Linked DNA regions of Homo sapiens: all the other regions are linked to region 2. The links are chromatin contacts, found by Hi-C or POLR2A ChIA-PET in ENCODE. All regions are on one chromosome and are shown on one strand. The core of a region is the stretch at or near the end of the contact, and the rest is flanking DNA. Distances in the headings are between cores, read along the strand shown.

Region 1 (3,540 bases), core at 315-2,814, 730 kb before region 2:
CAAAGTAGGGCACCTCGACGAAATAGCAAGTATACTGTTGGTTTCCTTAGAAGATAAAATGAAATACAAAGGAAAGAGCAAGAAATGTGTTTATTCCTATTTTGTAGATGAATGCACTGAGGCACAGGGAGGTGCAGCCGTCAGCTCCAAGGTCACAAGACTAAGTGTTGAAGCCAGCTCTCTCTTCTGCTGCACAGTACTCTACAGTTTAAGAAGACTCTCCATGCACCGTTTATCTCACTGGGGCTCTACAACACATCTGTGAAGGAGACACAACACTATCTCCATTTTAAGGCTGAAAGAACTGAGTCTTGGCCGGGCGCGGTGGCTCACCCCTGTAATCCCAGCACTGTGGGAGGCCGAGGTGGGCGGATCACCCGAGGTCAGTTCTAGACCAGCTTGGCCAACATGGTGAAACCCCGTCTCTGCTAAAAATACAAAAAAAAAAAAAGCCGGGCAGGCGCCTGTAATCCCAGCTACTCCGGAGGCTGAGGCAGGAGAATCGCTTGAACCCAGGAGGGAGGTTGCAGTGAGCACTCCAGCCTGGGCGACAAGAGCGCGACTCTGTCTCAAAAAAAACAACTGAGTTTCAAAGTCAACGAGCCAAGACCAAACCCAAGTCTTCCAACTCTAAGAAGACAATGAGTGTTTTATAACCAAACTGTTACTATTGGCTGGGTTGTGCCACCCTTGGGAAGCATCTTGGAGCCAGATTTCTGAGGAACCTCAATGGCAGGGAGAGGCGCTGGGCTCACCTGGGGAAGGAAGCCCCAGGGCGCTGGAAGGTGACTGAGGAGGGACATGGTGTAAGCTGTTTAGGAATCAGAGAGGAAGCCCCGCACATTTCCAGACCAGACCAGCTGAGATGAAGGCTGCTTTGTTAATTACCTAGCCTAGAGTTTTCCGAATTCCCCTGACAAAATTTAGCTGGAACACGTCACCACCACATTTCCAAGGGTCCCCCGTCTTGGAAATGTCTCACCCTTTCTCTGGGAAGGTTTTCCTGGAACTCAGGAATCCGGAGTGTTAACACGCCTCGGCCGCAGGGTGTATCTCTCTGGCAGGTTTGGGGAATCTCACAAAGTTCAACACCAGTCTTGCAGCTGAGGGTGAAAAGCGGGAGCCAGACAGCAAGGGTTCGCCCAGGGCTCGCGTTACCTTCTTGATTTTGCCTAGGAAAAGCTCTTTGGCGAAAGCTCGTACAGGCGGGCTGGTGCGCAGTAGCCGCCGGTTCGCGGTAGAGACCACCAGACCCCGGCAGGCACGAGCCGCAGCCGTGGTGCGCAGGAAGAGCCCGCAGCCGCTCATGCTGCCCGATGTTCCCCAGCCTCAGCCTCAGTCTCCCCTTCTTAGCGCCGCAGGGACACACACACGTCTGATGACGTTACTGGCCCGCGACAACGTGCAGTACTCACTGCGCTTGCGCGGTCCCCCGCAGCAGGGGATGGAGAGGCCAGAAGGGCGGGAAGGCTACCACCTGCCGCGCCCAAGGCCTTAGTCACGTGCACCTGGCTGGCCCGCGCCGCCTGATGACGTCACACGCCTACGCTTCCCGCCGGCCCCACTGCGCTTGCGCGGCCAAAGGAGCTGGCCGGAGGAAATTGTAGGCCCTGGGCCGCGGGCATCTCGGCGGGTATAATCTCTGGCCGTCGTGACGGCGGTGACGGACCTGTTTTTCACATACCAGCGGTTGTTTCCATAAATGCCAGCCATGGGAAATCTCCCTGTGTACAGAAACCTAAAGGCCGGCTCAGCTGCCTCCACTTGTCTCTTTTGTCACTTGTGGCCACGAGGCCGTGGTAAAACTTGAGAAAAGCAAAAGAATGAGGGAAATGCGCTGTATTGGGGTCTCTGCAGGGGCACGGTAAGGGTAAGGGTCCATTTTTAACTGGATGGTGGATTCCTGAGATACTGTTTTGTTCCTAGTTGACATGTATGTTACATATATTTTTTGGAAAAGGAAAAGAAAGTGGGTGTTCAGTCACAGAGCGGTCTGGATACAACTGAGTCACCTCTGTCCTGGGAAACACTAACTTAAAAGGCAGGCGGAGGAAGAGAAACTACAGAGAGAGCTGAGAAGAGATGGGAACTATTGGATGGGATGGGACAGGCCAGGCTGTAACCGCCCAAGGTTACAGCCCGCTGACTAGACAGCTGATTTATCAAGACGGAAATTGCAATAGAGAGAGAGTAATTCACGCAGAGCCGGGTGTGTTGGAAAGGGAGTTTTATTAGCCAAATCGGTCTCCCCAAAAACGGATCGGAATTTTTAAGGATAATTTGGCGAGTAGAAGCTCGGGAAGTGGGAGGTGCATGATTGGTCGGGTTGGAGATGGACTGATAGGGGGCCGAAGTGAGTTTTTCTTGCTGTCTTCTGTTCCTGAATGGGATTGCAGAACTAGTTGAGCCAGATTACCAGTCTGGGTGTTGGTAGGTTTTACAACAGTGATGTTATTCCCAGGAACAATTTGGGGGACGTTCAGACTCTTGCAACCAAAGGCTGTATGGCCTCTAAACTGTAATTTCTAATCTTATAGCTAATTTGTTAGTCCTCCAAAGGCCAACTGGTCCCAGGCAAGAAGAGGTTGTTTTTTGTTGTTGTTGTTGTTGTTTTCCCGGGAAAGGGCTATTTTTGTTTTGAAGTTAAACTATAAACTCATTCCTTCCCAAGGTTAGTTCAGCCTACGCTCAGGAATGAACAAGGACAGCTTGGAGGTTAGAAGCAAGATGGAGTTGGTTAGGTCAGATCTCTTTCATTGTCTCGGTTATAATTTTGCAGTGGCGGTTTCAAGGCCAGGCCATAGGGGCCCACGTAGGAGGCAGGGCATGCCTGGCACCTCACAGCCCAACAGTGCTCTGAACGTGGCACATGGGCCCTCTACAGATCTTCAGCCAGCTCCTCCAGGAAGAATGCCACTCTGCTTTTTCACCCAGACCGGTAATCTGGCTCAACAAGTTTTGCAATCCCACCTAGGAACAGAAGACAGCAAGAAAAACTCACTTCAACCCCCTATCATTCCATCTCCAACCCAACCAGTCAGCACTCCCCACTTCCCGAGCTCCTACTCGCCAAATTATCCTTAAAAACTCCGATCCCTGTTTTGGGGGAGACTTGCTTGTTCCCCGACTGTAGCATTGACCACAGTGTTGGGAAATGCCTCCAGCTTCCATTGTGTCAACTCCTTGAGAAGAAAAAGAAATCCCTTTCATCTCAGCAAGCTAAGCTCAGCACCAAAAAAGATTACATTGCTAACACAACATCAAGAAAAAAGAGCTCAAAACTCTGCAAGGCGTAGAGTCTAAACTGCAAAATATTTGCAGGCATCTTTTCAGATTATTTTACCTTGTCTAAGGTCTCTCACCTGGTTTCTTCATCAGTGGTTGATATTTACTTGCTTAGCATTCAGCTTCACAAGAAGGTATTTGGAAACAACTGCCTTTGTAAATTATCCCCATAGGTAAAACAAAGAAAAATATACATATGTTGCAAAAACTGTTTCAATTTTGAGCTGCTGTACTTTTTTGCCAAACAAATGTAGT
Region 2 (3,715 bases), core at 1,139-3,638:
AGCAAGTCCCTTCACTTCTTCAAACTTCTATTTCCTCTACTGTAAAATGGGGAAATGATCTCAGACTGCCTGTAACATGAAACAGTTGGGAGGTAACAAAGATGAAGTACTGTACTTAACAAGCTCACCATTATAGCTGGGACCCAGAATGCCCAGTGACCAATGAGGCCATCTGCCACCAAGCCAATTATCATCTGCCCAATATATATTCCCATGTGTGGCATACAGAATATTGCTGGAAGGAAACACAAGAAAATGGGAACAGAAAGGTAATCAGGTACTGGGGTCAGCAGTGAGAAGTATACTTCTTTAGCTATATACCCTTTTATACCATGTGTTTATATTATTGTATCATTTTTTCTAAAAACAAAACATGTTTTAAAACTCTATCCATATATTTAAGTGGAGTTAAATGGGTCTGGAAAAGTAATCCACAAAGGTATAATAATGGTCTTTTCAGCCAGGCACAGTGGCTCACACCTGTAATCCCAGCACTTTGGGAGGCCGAGGCATGGGGATCACGAGGTCGAGATCAAGACCATCCTGGCCAATATGGTGAAACCCCATGTCTACTAAAAATATAAAAATTAGCCAGGTGTGGTGATGTGCACCTGTAGTCCCAGCTACTTGGGAGGCTGAGGCAGGAGAATCGCTTGAACCGGGGAGAAAGAGGTTGCAGTGAGCCAAGATTGCACCACTGCACTCCAGCCTGGTAACAGAGCGAGACTCCATCTCAGAAAAAAACAAAAAAACAAAAAAACAAAAAACGGGTCTTTTCATTTGCAGAGATAGGAGGGGTACAGAATTTAGGACAGAGGAGTGGGTAAGGGAATGTTTGTCTTATTTGTGATGTTCTATTTCTTCACAAGTAGCATGTATTCATGTATTACATGTATAATTAAAAATTAATGGTACCTCTTTGTGGGGCATTTTGGCAGTACCCACCACGACCGAAAACACACATGCCCCTTGCCCCAGCCAGTTATTATCTATTATCCTACATATATGCGAACATACCAAAGAGTTCTGTTCTAGAATATTCACTGCAAAATGGTTTGTAAATACTGGAAACAGCATAAACGTCCATCATTAAAAGATTTGTTCAGAAAATGTTGGTACAGGCCGGACGTGGTGGCTCACGCCTGTAATCCCAGGACTTTGGGAGGCCAGGGCGGGCGGGTCATGAAGTCAGGAGTTTGAGACCAGCCTGACCAACATGGTGAAACCCGTCTCTACTGAAAATACAAAAAAATTAGCCGGGCGTGGTGGCGCGCGCCTGTAATCCCAGCTACTCAGGAGACTGAGGCAGGACAATCGCTTGAACCCAGGAGGCGGAAGTTGCAGTGAGCCGAGATCGTGCCACTGCACTCCAGGCTGGGCGACAGAACAAGACTCTGTCTCAAAAAGAAAAAAAAAAAAAGAAAAAGAAAATGTTGGTACAAGGGTGCAGTTGAATTCTATGTGAGCTTTAAAAAGAATGATGTAGCTTTGTGTACAGATATGGGGCACTCTCCAGACACAATGTTGAGTGAAATCGTGTCTAAAAGGATGAGGGAAAGAGGGATTTATACATACACACAGATATGCTTGTATTGACGTGGAGCCTTTCTGAAATGATATACAAAAACTGGTAGCAGCGGTTGGCTCTAGGAACGGGAATCAGACCAAATGACAGGTGAATGAAGACAGCCTTTGTATGTATACCCTTTTTGTAGCTTGTGAGTTTTCTTATTTTGAGTTTTCTTTACTTGACCATGTATTATAAACACATTTGGTAGGGATTTTTTGATTTTTTTTTTTTTTTTTTTTTAAGGAAGGCGCCTTGCAGCTCGGTTCTGCTGGATGGGAAAAGCTGAATCTCAAAGCCTCCGCTCACTTGCTGCGGAGCCCTAGGCAAGTCACGTCCGCCTCTTGGGGCGTCAGGAGCCCCACCAATGAGGTGGGGCGATTTCCCGTCCCGGCAAAGGCTCGAGCGAATTCGGACACGGGGCCCGGTCGCTCCGCCCGCGTCCCTGAGCCCGGCTCCCGCCCCGGCCCGCGCTCACCGCCGATGATGGTCCGGATGAGGGAGGCGTGCCCGGGGCAGTCGACCAGCGTGACCTGAAGCAGTGGCTCGCCGGGCTCGGGCTCGGCCTCGGGCGCTGCCTGGAACTCGGGCAAAGACGACCGCAGGCGCGCGGGCAGCGGCACCGAGAAGCACGAGAAGCCCAGATCGAGCGTGATGCCGCGCTCGCGGCTCTGCGGCTGCTTGTCAAAGGCGGCGGTGGAGGCTGTGGTGCTTAGCGCCCGCGCCAGCGCCGTCTTGCCGCTGTCGATGTGGCCCAGCACGCCCACGTTCACGTTCACCCGCCGCCCTGCCATGCCGCCGCCGCCGCCTCGGACACCCGCCCGGCCCGCCCCTCACCTCCCTCGGTAGTCGCCGCGGTCCGGCCCGTTAAGTTGCCCCCCCGTAACCGGCGCGCTGTGCACACCCGTTCCGGCCCGGAAGCTTCCGCCCTCCTGAGGCTCACGGGCACAGCCGAGCGCCGTGCTCCGAGTGGGTGGTCTAGGAACTGGAGGTCACCGTAGGCAGGGTTTCTCTCTCACGTGGCTCCTCCTGCCTGAAGCCTCTAGGAGCCCGAGATGGAGGGATCCTTCTGAGAAGTGAAGCCATTTGGACTTTCTGGGTGAGTGGAGACTTGGAGAACTTTTCTATAGCTATCAAGAGGATTGTAAAATGCACCAATCAGCGCTCTGTAAAACGCACCAATCAGTGCTCTGTAACATGCACCAATCAGCAGGATCCTAAAAGAAGCCAATCACAGGGAGGATTGAAAAAAGGGCGCTCTGATAGGACAAAAACGGAACATGGGGGGGCGAAGGGGGGCGGGGGGGGCGGGGTGGGCGGGGGGAAGACGGGGGCGGGGGGGGCGGGAAGACGGGGGCGGGGGGGAGGGCGGGGGGACGGCGGGGGGCGGGGGAGGGCGGGGGGACGTGGGGGAGGGGGCAAATAAGGGAATAAAAGCTGGCCACCCCCGCCAGCAGCAGCAACCCTCTCAGGTGCCCTTTCGCATTGCAGAAGCTTTTTGCTCTTCACAATAAATCTTGCTGCTGCTCACTCTTTGGGACTGTGCCATCTTTAAGAGCTTTAACACTCACTGCGAAGGTCCGCGGCTCCATTCTTGAAGTCAGCGAGACTAGGAACCCACTGGAAGAAACCAACTCCGGACACACTTCCAATCATTCATACATTTCAGCAAGATCTTACCAAGTGCCTGGTGGGTTCCGCTGGGCTACAGTGCCCGCTAATATTACATTCAGGGGGTGAGGGCTAAGTCAAACAATACAGCCTGAACCAGACCATTTCAGAGAGCGAGAAGTCTCCTAGGGAAAATAAAAGCTGAGATAAAAAGGAGCAGGAGAGGGAGGATGGACAGCTACCTAACTGTGGGTCAGGGAAGACATCTAGGAGTTGCTGTTTGAGTTGAAACTCCAGTGTTGAGAAGGAGCCAACCATGGGAAAAGATGGTTTGAAGATGGAAGAGGACAACATTATCTCTGACTCAGAAATTCTCACCCTGAGAGTCTGTAGCCTGGGCTTAGGAGAGGCCACAAACCTCTAAATTGAACGCACAATGTGTTGTGATGTGCTCTTGCTAGACAGAGGGTCGACAACTCTCACTAGATTCTGAAGTGTCTAGAACCACAAAAAAGGTTGTCAGCCATAGTCACCAAC
Region 3 (3,807 bases), core at 575-3,074, 970 kb before region 2:
CTAGTCCCAGCATGCAGAAACCTTCCATCCCATCTCCTGTCTACTTCTACCCTGGAGTGGAGGTTATTTCCTGCCTCTCTAACTCTCCGCTCCCATCAGGTGTACCAAAGTGGGGCTCTCAATTGCTTTTCAGTGGCACTTTGGGGTTTCCTGTCTGATTCTGTTGGGTATTTCCCATGGGAGTGGAGTTCAAACTTTCAGAAGAAACAACTCTTCTGCCTTCTCCACGGGGTCTGCCTTTGCAGACTGCTCATTCAGTCCCTTTCTATCTTGACCTGAAAGGTTGGCTGGGGTCCTCACAGTGGCACTGGGGGACTTGCTCTCTGCGAAGTCTCCTTCAGCTTGAAGACTTTCCCCTTTTCTCCTGGATTTTTGTCTGCTTTGTCCACAGGTGCATTACAAGGCCCCAGGACAATGCCCGCCTGTAGTAGCCATTCATTAAATATGTTGAATACCTGGAATTGGAGTGCCACAAGGAAGCTGTCTAGAGGGGTAAGGGGTGCTGTCAATTCCTTCCCATCTTCGGAGCTGGGAAGCCCAGTCCTGTTGGATCTAGTATAAGCTTCTTACAGATGTTTGGGTCTCCTTTCTCTGAGGCGCCCTGGTTCACTGGGCCAACTCAGGAGTTGGTCTGCCCTTCCTCAGAAATCCCTTCAAGTTTTTCTGTTCCTCTTCCTAGACTGGTGCTTTTTGGCTGGGTCAGTTTCCCAAATGGGCCTGTAGCTGCTCTGAGCTGGGTCATCCAGCCGTTTAGCAGCTGCTTCAACCACTGCTAGGCTGCCTTTTGGAGACAAGAGCTCCCAGCTCCTCCTTCTGGCCTAGCTTCCCATCAAATGGGGCCCTGGGTCCTCTCCTCACAAGGATTTTGGGCTCCTCCGCAGTTTTGTAGCCAGCCTGGATTCTGGCCTTCTGCAGCCTGCTCCCTCCCTTCCCTTCCGCCCCTGGGAAGAGCGACCCCCACCACTCTCGGAGACTGCACTGCCCGCCTGTCAGAGTGGGCACTCAGGTGACACTGCTGTGGTCGTCCCCTTCCTCCGTGATCCATTCCGGAGGGGGTCATTCTTAGTCTAGGCCTGCAGGCCCGGAGCTCCAGCCATGGTCTCCGCCTGTCCCTGACCGGCGGTCTGGGAGGCAGCAGGTAGGGGATCCCGGGCAGGCGGACCAGGCCTGGGTGGGGGGCGAGCAGGAGGCGCGGGACAGCACCTGGGGGTCCCAGCTGATGAAGGGTCGGGGTGGGCAGCGGTTTGGGGGCCAGACGGATCCGCGGTGTGGGCGCGCCGGGGTGTTGATGGAGGAGGGGCCGAGGTGCTGAGGGCGGGGTCGGGCTGGGGTCGGGGCTGAGGGCGGAGTCGGGTGGGGCGGAGTCAGAGCTGAGGTGAGCCTGAGGGCGGAGTCGGGGCGGGCTGAGGTGGGCCTGTGGGCGGAGTCGGGGCGGTGTGCTGAGGTGGGCCTGAGGGCGGAGTCGAGGTCGGGCTGAAGGCGGAGTCGGGGAGGGCTGAGGTGGGCCTGAAGGCAGAGTCGAGGTCGGAGCTGGGGACGGAGTCGAGTTCGGGCTGAGGGCGGAGTCGGGGCGGGCTGAGGTGGTCCTGTGGGCGGAGTCGAGGTCGGGCTGAGGGCAGAGTCGGGTCGGAGTCGGGGCGCGCTGAGGTGGGCCTGGGGGCGGAGTCGAGGTCGGAGCTGAGGGCGGAGTCGGGGGCGGGGACGTAGGCGGAACCCGGGTCGGGCTGAGGTGGGCCCGAGGGTTGGGCTGGGGGCGGAGTGGGTGCCAGCCTGAGGGCGGAGCCGGGGGCGGGCGGGGGCGGGCTGGGGCGGGCCTACAGGCCAGACTGGTGTGGCACGGAGCTGAGGACCGGCCGGAGCTTTGCGGAGGGCCCGGCTTGGCGGGTCCGGGGGGGAGCCGAACCCGCGGGGCACCGGGTCCGGGCGGGGCCGAGCCGGGCCGGGGCGGGAGCCAGCCGGGGTGGGGCGGGGCCGAGGCCGAGGCAGGCGGTCGGCAGTGCTGGGGGTTCAGGTGTTGCGGCGGCTCCACGTAGCCAGGCGGCCCGTGGGCTGGAGCGGGCGGAGCTCGGCCCGCGGCTTGCGTGAGCTCAGGCCGGTCCCAGCGTCCAGAGCGCCGGCCCTTCGGCTTCTTCTAGGCCATGGCAGGGCCGGGCCCAGGCCCGGGGGACCCGGACGAGCAGTACGATTTCCTGTTCAAGCTGGTGCTGGTGGGCGACGCAAGCGTGGGCAAGACGTGCGTGGTGCAGCGCTTCAAGACCGGCGCCTTCTCGGAGCGCCAGGGAAGCACCATCGGCGTCGACTTCACCATGAAGACGCTGGAGATCCAGGGCAAGCGGGTCAAGGTGGGAGGCCGGCCAGGGCCCCTGGAAGGCGCTCCCTCGGAGGGTGGGGCGGGGGCAGCGGAGCCCCTGGCCGCGGCGAGCGCACCCCGCGTCCATCTGAAGTTTCCTTTGGCTTCCCCTTTTTCCTTCCTCGGGTCGGAGCAGGCCTGGGCCCCGGGGTCTGGGCCGGGTTCAAGTCCTCAAAGCGCCGGCCGTGGGTTGCTGGGGGGGGGGGGGGCGAGGGAGTGTGGAGGAGGCGGCCCTGCCCTCCGGAGCTCACACCCTAGGAGGGGACTGTGCTCCAAAATAACTTTAGCCATTGGAAGGCAGGGGGTTAGACTCCCCTGTTCCAGGTACTAGCGGAGCGCCTTGGAGTGCGGAGATCAGACCCCCCACCTCCATCCACCGCGATGGCAGCCCCCAGCTCAGCCCACCGGCGGGGCACTCAGCCAGAGAACTGCATCCCCACCCCAGGACTAGGAGCGATCAGGAAGTAGTTGCTTTTAGGACCAGAGGGCCAAAACTTTTTGTCAGAATTTCCGGCCTGGCCACGCCTCCCTGCAGTCTCTTTGTGGACCTGGTGGTGGAACTTTACTCGACTAGGGCCAGCCCCGGTTCCCTCCCCCAGCTGGAGTTTGATAGAAACTGAAAACTTCACAGATACCGGAAGGTGGGGGAGAGAACCAAGCTTTGGCAATGGCTCCGAATAAAAACAGCAGGATGTGGTTGCCACAATGTCCTGGCAGTGGTTTGATAAATATTTGTGATGAATGAAATCAGAGTTTCTTAACCTAGGTGTTAGTACTCCCTAATCAACCAGGAGATCCTGGGCTGAAGGCACTCAGTAACTTTTCTGAACCGCACTGTACAGAAATCTTTGCTTGCTTTCATGGTTTCGAGCCCCCATGATCTTCAGGACACCCTCAGGGCACAGGGCTGGGACGATCTCTGCCAGGGAGATGGGAGTCACTGGAGCCTTGCTGCTGCTGGGCTCTGCCTCTCCGGGTGGCTCTAGGCCTGCTCCTTGTTGCCTTTGGCTAGGATATGTAGCTCTTTGTCTTTGTTTCTATAAAATTGGGATAATTTCTGGGTGTTGCCTCCCTCCTGCCCCAAGGTGGAGAAAAAAGTAAGTCAACAGTCTTTATGTGTCCACAGTGCCTCTCAGTAGATGTGACGGGGAAGCAGAAACTCCTGCCTGAGGGGTTTTATTATTATTATATTTTAATCGTCTTCTGGGGTCTGTGTTTTGGTCTCCGTGGATGGAAAAGAGCAAGGTGCAGAAGGCAGCTTTGAGTCACTCGGGACCACCCTTTTGGAGCAGGTAGCCAGGGAAGGGCTGGAGTGGGTGGAGTGTCCGTTATTGAGTGTGCCCAGTGATGATGCCAGCAGCTGCAGGGAAATGGGAGTGTGAAAATACAGGCTAAAGAGCAGTGGTGTCCTCCTCATGTGCTATCGGTCTGTGTCTGGAGTGTCTGTGGTGGCCCAG

The links. Hi-C counts contacts between places; a loop is a spot of excess contacts on that map. ChIA-PET counts read pairs that join two places held with the same protein, here RNA polymerase II (POLR2A). Pooled maps may share reads with other maps.
Region 1: a map of naive thymus-derived CD4-positive, alpha-beta T cell shows a loop between it and region 2 (31-fold over the local background). The contact joins the promoter of ACAD9-DT here to the promoter of EEFSEC in region 2. A Hi-C loop is called at or near these places in 1 of 168 maps with a recorded cell type or tissue (naive thymus-derived CD4-positive, alpha-beta T cell), 2 of 37 single-sample maps with no recorded cell type and 11 of 50 pooled maps. POLR2A ChIA-PET finds 5 or more read pairs at or near these places in 2 of 52 experiments (T-cell and activated CD4-positive, alpha-beta T cell).
Region 3: a loop to region 2 is called in a pooled map, with 10 times the contacts of the local background. The contact joins the promoter of RAB43 here to the promoter of EEFSEC in region 2. A Hi-C loop is called at or near these places in 3 of 50 pooled maps. POLR2A ChIA-PET finds 5 or more read pairs at or near these places in 3 of 52 experiments (RWPE1, WTC11 and endothelial cell of umbilical vein).

The regions. Positions count from the first base shown.
Region 1 is chr3:128,877,460-128,880,999 of GRCh38, reverse strand. It overlaps ACAD9-DT (ACAD9 divergent transcript), which reads left to right and starts at 1,564. Exons shown (of 3, transcript NR_186174.1): 1 at 1,564-1,864. ACAD9 (acyl-CoA dehydrogenase family member 9) reads right to left here and starts at 1,380. Exons shown (of 18, transcript NM_014049.5): 1 at 1,159-1,380. The coding sequence starts at 1,308. RefSeq lists enhancers at 1-805, 1,114-1,193, 806-1,658, 1,254-1,803, 1,659-2,510.
Region 2 is chr3:128,152,154-128,155,868 of GRCh38, reverse strand. It overlaps EEFSEC (eukaryotic elongation factor, selenocysteine-tRNA specific), which reads right to left and starts at 2,388. Exons shown (of 7, transcript NM_021937.5): 1 at 2,046-2,388. The coding sequence starts at 2,361. It also overlaps a transcript of RUVBL1 not described here. RefSeq lists a silencer at 1,878-2,397 and an enhancer at 2,528-2,757.
Region 3 is chr3:129,119,821-129,123,627 of GRCh38, reverse strand. It overlaps RAB43 (RAB43, member RAS oncogene family), which reads left to right and starts at 1,824. Exons shown (of 3, transcript NM_198490.3): 1 at 1,824-2,342. The coding sequence starts at 2,139. All of the region lies in intron 11 of ISY1-RAB43 (ISY1-RAB43 readthrough), which reads left to right. RefSeq lists silencers at 1,595-1,814, 1,835-2,014 and an enhancer at 2,795-3,740.